2 separate regions of the Homo sapiens genome follow, and region 2 is linked to region 1. A link is a loop called in an ENCODE intact Hi-C map of the cell type or tissue named here. Cell type or tissue: Caco-2. All regions are shown on one strand. Each heading gives the region's core, and the rest is flanking DNA. Links, peaks and the distances in the headings are about the cores only.

What was found. Hi-C counts contacts between places; a loop is a spot of excess contacts. Peaks named below come from ENCODE experiments on the same cell type or tissue, not always from the same donor. Only the 100,000 strongest peaks of a DNase experiment are listed, where the experiment ranks them.
Region 2: it touches region 1 in a loop (2.2-fold over the local background); 2 of 110 quality-filtered maps call a loop at or near these places.

The regions. Positions count from the first base shown.
Region 1 is chr1:210,231,308-210,234,220 of GRCh38, forward strand. SERTAD4 (SERTA domain containing 4) reads left to right here and starts at 1,489. Exons shown (of 4, transcript NM_019605.5): 1 at 1,489-1,704. SERTAD4-AS1 (SERTAD4 antisense RNA 1) reads right to left here and starts at 2,578. Exons shown (of 2, transcript NR_024337.2): 1 at 2,328-2,578; 2 at 149-464. RefSeq lists an enhancer at 1,367-1,900. In Caco-2, for the core only: no CTCF peak of the experiment used is centred there; a DNase peak (open chromatin) is centred at 1,424; H3K4me3 peaks cover 1,708 bases.
Region 2 is chr1:210,165,713-210,168,625 of GRCh38, forward strand. SYT14 (synaptotagmin 14) reads left to right here. Exons shown (of 9, transcript NM_001146262.4): 9 at 1-2,913. Among named protein-coding and RNA genes, the nearest start is that of SERTAD4, 66 kb to the right of the region's middle. In Caco-2, for the core only: no CTCF peak of the experiment used is centred there; a DNase peak (open chromatin) is centred at 1,499.

The DNA.
Region 1 (2,913 bases), core at 93-2,592:
TCTTTTGGAAAAAATGAAATAATGCTCTTGGTAGGCTGTTGGGTTCATCTGTTTTAAGCATAATTGCCATCTCTCAGCTTCCTAATACCCTTAAAACCTCTGAGAGTCTTTAATGTACAAAGTTCAACAAAAACACCTTCAAAACAAATTAGTTCTAATTATGTTTAATATTGGTTTGCTGCTTTATTGAATAATCTACATTTGCTTTTAAAAAAAGGAAATTCACTTAACTGCATGTCAGTCACCCAAGTTTTAAGTGTACAAATGAAATGGAAAACATTTATTACACAAATTTAATTACAATTCTAAGAAATAAACATGCAAATTAGATAGAGTTCAATTTGCAGATGCTAATCCTCATCCTTGATCTTGTTCCTTCCTCCCTTGATTTTCAGTCTGTGCGTCTTCTTGATTCCTAGGGAGCCAGGCAGCCAGAGGTCTGGTTTTTCACAGTCGGAGGATCACTGTTTTAAAGAAGTGTTATATTTAGCACATCTGGTATAGTGGCAGTAAACAAACATTATAGTCTTTGTAACACTTTTGTGCAGGTGCCTTCTCCCGATTTTATTAGGTCTATGCCTTCCAAGCCTCTGCCTTCATTACACCTGAAATGACCCATCTCGACTATGGAGGGGTCCCTAGACAGAAGTTATGAATTAATGATTTTAAAAAATAAACTCTGAGGCCACTATAGGAGAAAATTACTATTTGCAAAATATTCTGATTCCAAGGCTTAAATTACATTCTCTTGAGCAAGGACAATCTCTTGTATTACTTTTTATTTCCTGGAGGTTTTCCCTGGAGGCTCCCCACCCAGAAAGGGTTGCCAATTCAAGTTGCAGCAGGACCAAGGTTGCTTTTTTTTTTTTTTTTAATACGTACGCAGCTCAGGAGGGAAACGGGCGGGGGCGGGCGGCGAGGGAGAATAACTGTTTGGTCCTGCAAAGACATCTGTTTCTCATCTCCGTTTGCTGTGGCAAAGGAGAAGAAAGTCTTTTGCAAAGGGTGGGAAAGGCACAGATTTTTTTTTTAATCACACGCACACACAACAACAACAAAACTAAACCAAATTTAAAAAGACAAGATATCTCGGAAGGTTCCAGAGTGAATACATTATTCGGCTGGAGCCAAGCCCCCAGGGCTAGGGCGGGAGCCCGAGAGCGCGTGGGGTCTGGGCTGCGGGCTGGAGCTGGGCCCGCGTGTCCCCGGGCACCGGGAGGGGAGGGGAGGAAAAGGAGGAGGGAGGGCGGGAAGCAGGGAAGGAGGCAGGGGGCGGGCTGGGGTGGGGGTGCGGGAAAGGCGCCCCGTGTGCAGCCTGAGGAGCGGCGGCGGCGGCCTGAGCAGAGGGAGGGAGGGAGAGCGGGCGCGCTTGTCATGTTCCCTCTCTCACCCTGGGGGCATCCTGCAGAACCTCTCCTCGGAAATCCACGGGGAAATGGCAAACAGGATTGACGGGTTTCACACGCTCCTCGCTAGACAGAGCCGCTCATTACCATAACCGTCTGCAGCGACGGCGGCGCAGCGCCCCAGTCGCGGCGGCGGGACCTGCCGGGACCCTTGCCCGCCGCGCACCCGCAGTCACCGCCGAGCGGGCGGCCGGGCCGGGACCCGCGAGTGTGCACCGGCGGCCGGGCTGGCGCCGAGCCCAGAGCGGACCAGCAGCAGCTCAAGCGCTGCGGCCGCCGCCTCCCCGCTGACCCCGCGGTAAGAGCCGGGCTGGGCGCGGGCCGCGGGGGCGGGAGGGCCGGGCAGGGTGGAGGGCGAGGGCCCCCCGGGGCTCCTGCCCTCGCAGACGGGCACCCACGCGGCCTCCCGCGCGCCCTCTTGGCACCAGGGCTGTGCCGAGGTCACCGAGTGGACTCGCAGCGGCCGGAGCGGAGTCGGGGCGGCGTGGGGGCCAAGGCACAGCTGGGCGCGGAGGCGGCGCGGGCTTTTCCCTGGGCTAGCGTGCGCCGCGGCGCCTTCACCAGGGCGGGAACCGCCGCCTCCTCTAGGGCTGCTCGGGCTGCCACCCGCGCGCACCGAGACAACTCCAGGGGCGGGTGGGGTCAGAAGCTCTGGTGAGACCTCATGGTCCTCCGTGGCCGCTTAGTCCCTCATCGTAGGGGAAGGGGTTAAGTAGGAGGGGTGCCCCCAGGTCCGGATGCCGCGGCGCTTGGCAGGTGGGGAGAGAGGGATTGTGGATGTCAGGAGCGCGCGTTTGCAAGAAAAAGGAATTGATGCAGTAGCTGACACCTTCTGTCCCCCGCCACCTCCGCCCCCGCACCCTCCTCCCAGGCAGCAGAGCTGCGCTGCGGGCGGCGGCGGCTCCTCTGTCCTCAGCTCACCTCCTCGGCGGGCTGAGGCTGCTGCCCGCCTGGTCCACGCCTCCGCCTCTCGCTTCCCTTCCTCCCCTCCCGCCTCTTCGGCCCTAGCAACTTTCCGAGTGCCCAGCTGTGGTCGCAGAAGCAGGGAATAGGCGTCCTCGCCGCCAGGTCCCACGGGCGCAGGGCGCTCCCGCAACCGCGGGCTTCCAGCGGGTTTGGCCGGCAAGGGAGGGAGGGAAGGCCGGGCCGACATCTGCTGCGGGCTGGAGCGCGGGGGCCCGGGCCAGCCCCGCCAGAGCCCTGCCAGCCGCTGTGAGTCATTTCCTTGGAATCCTACCTTTGGTGTTTATTTCCCTTAGAAGGAAACTTGGTTTTTTTTTTAAAAAAAAAAAAGGATAAGACATAAAGAATAATAATAGCTCTTATTCTTCAGAAGAGGCACACGGCTGCGGCACCGTAGAAAGACAACTTGCCTTTGTTCCCGGACACTTGGGGTGTTGTTTACTTTCTCCTGCGGCCAGCGGCCGACCGGGCGCTGCTGGCTACCCGGGGAGGGGCTGAGGGCTGCGGCACCGACACCCCGGGGGTGTGTCTGTGCGGGAGCCAG
Region 2 (2,913 bases), core at 162-2,661, 66 kb before region 1:
CCCCCTAGGTAAGTAGTCAATGCCTTGTTAGTATCTTTCTGTACCCCTTTGCTTATAGTAGGCAGACAGTAAATATTGAATTGAACTAAATTCCCTGTGGAAGAAGCCAGTCACACTATTACATGAGTCTTAGTTTTTATGAATCTTGTGTTATGTATGGATTTATTTATTCCTTCAGTTAATATATATTTAAGAGTACTAGATATGTGCCATGTGTTGTTGTTCCAAGTGCTACAGATGCAGAGATAATAAATTGGTCGAAGTCTTTGCCCTCATGGGGCCTACATTCTAAGGTAGGAAGATGGCCACAGAATGGGATAATTTCAGGCTAGTATAATGAAGCATTAAGATAGGGGCATGCATAGAGTACCGTGGGATTTAGTAGAAGAGTGCAACATGGAATTCAAAAAAATCTTCCTGGAAAAGATAATCCCTGAGTTGGGTCTTAAAGAACAAATACATGTTAGACTCCCATCAAACTTGAGGACACACGTTCTTTCCAAGAACAAAATGTAAAATAATGGTTTCTAAACTGTAGTATCCTTAAGAATTATTTTGAAAATTTAACTTGGGCCAGGCGTGGTGGCTTACGCCTGTAATCCCAACACTTTGGGAGGCTGAGGTAGGCAGATTACTTGAGCTCAGGAGTTTAAGACCAGCCTGGGCAACATAGCAAAACCCCATCTCTACCAAAAATTTAAAAATTAGCTGAGCACGGTGGTGCATGCCTGTGGTCCCAGCTACTCAGGAGGCTTAGGTGGGAGAATCGCTGGAGCCTGGCAAGTCAAGGCTGCAGTGAGCCAAGATAGCGCCACTGCACTTCAGCCTGGGTGACACAGAAGACCTTGTAGAAAGGGAGGAAGAAAGGAGGGAGAGAGAGAGGAAGGGAGGAGGAGAAGGGAAGGAAGGAGGAGACGGGAAAGAATGAAGGAGAAGGGAAAGAAGGGAGGGAAATTTAACTTGTATTCCAAAACTCCACCTCCAGAGATTCTACTTCATTTGGCCTGGAAGGGAGCCCAATAATCTACATTTTATTAAGCTCTCCAGGAAATTCTGTCTGAGATCTATTGATATAGAATATTAAGTGTATTACATAGTAGTATTCATGAAATGTTTCAGTGCCTGTAGATCAGACCTTTAAGTGTGATAGTGATAGTAATACAGAGATTAAGACTAGGATTAATGTTATTCATCTTTTTCTTGTGCTTCCTTAAAAAGGAAGATATTTAATGAAAAAAATTAATATTTAATAATGAATTTCTGTACATTCACATTCAACATACATTTTTCAAAGTGTTTCTTGGTATAATAAATATGTTGATTTTATGGCTTCCAAAAATTCCTTTCTATCACTGTTCAAATATTTCCTTCTAAGTTATCTTTACAATGATGGATATAAAGTGAAGAATGGGGAGGTATTTATCAAGTAATTTCTTTATCAGTATCCTAAATGAAATAAGACTGACCTTTGAGCAAATGTGTAGTAGCAGCCATAGGTGCTGGCATGTTTGCATTCTTGCATACAGTAAGATTTCTTGCTTCCCTTTATCATCATCTAAATGGCTTCATTGTCATCACACTCATCAGATGAAATGCAGTACTGGATTCTTCTCTAAAAGCAGTGATTCTGTGACTGCTGCTCTAAACTCTAGTTCCTTGATTGTTTTGTTCTTAGGATCCTTTGTTTCAAATAGCAAGTTAATACAGCAGCCTCAGGACCTTCTCTTTCTCTCAGAATAAATGCTGTGGATAAGGTACATCTGAGTTTCCATTTCCCCTCATTTCACATATAGCCATATTTTCTTCTCTGATGTAATATTTTGTATTAACACATTTTACATTTTGAAGTTTTCTTTTCCCCCACAAAGATATGTGGTTATCCCACTTAAAAATGAGCTTATTTGAATATGTGAAATAATGTTGTCATTGAATTAAGCTGTTTTGTGACTGCTGATGTATCACTGTGTTTGATTTGGTGACAGCTTGAGGTCTGGTTAATATAATCTTAAGGTAATCAGCTTGATAGACTGGAATTACTAGTTTATTATCAAAAAATGAATGTAAAAATATTGCTCTTTTCTCTCCCTGTTTAGACTAGTATGTGCCTTTTTAAAAATACTCCCTTTCTTCTTCCCTGCCTTTTTTCCCCACTCTTATTCATATACACTCAAACTAGATACCAGAGTTAGTTCATCAAAGCTGAATAATACCTATCAAAAAGTGATACCCTGACTTTTTTCTCTTAATCACCTGTACTGGACCATAGGGAGGACCAAATAGGCTTTCTTGGGGACTACAGAAAGAGCAAAGCGTAATACTCTTTAATCATAGCATGTTTGTTGTTGCTGTTTCGGTGGTGGTGGTGGTGGTGGTGGTGGTTGTGTACTTACCTTGAATAGTGTGAAGTATCCTAAAATTATGTTGTGTGGGCTGGGAGCAGGAAGGAAACTGATTATTCGTCTAACAAAGGTTTGGCATAATTTTATTGTAAAATTTCAACTGTTTATGACATGAAAATTTCTAATTAATTATAAGAACAAAGTCACTGTGGTGGCAATAGTTGTACAAGATGTTTGACATTATTTCTATGTCAGTTTGATAGTCTGTGTTATAAATTGTCTTATTAGGACCCTTCTTCACCCTCTTCTTTATTATTCTGATTATCAGTAAATCCAGTTTGTACTGTTAGACATTTGAGTTTGTCTTTTAAATATTGAAGACTATTTTAAAAAGAAAAACCATAACATCTTTCTGTTTATTACATTAACATGTGATCTCTCACCTGACGATGTGTTTAAAATGAATTAATAGATAAAATATAATACTCCGTTATATACTGAAAAAAATTTTCAAACTTTGTCTATATATTCAGATATTGCTAGCAGTTCATATTAAATATGACTATTTTGTTTA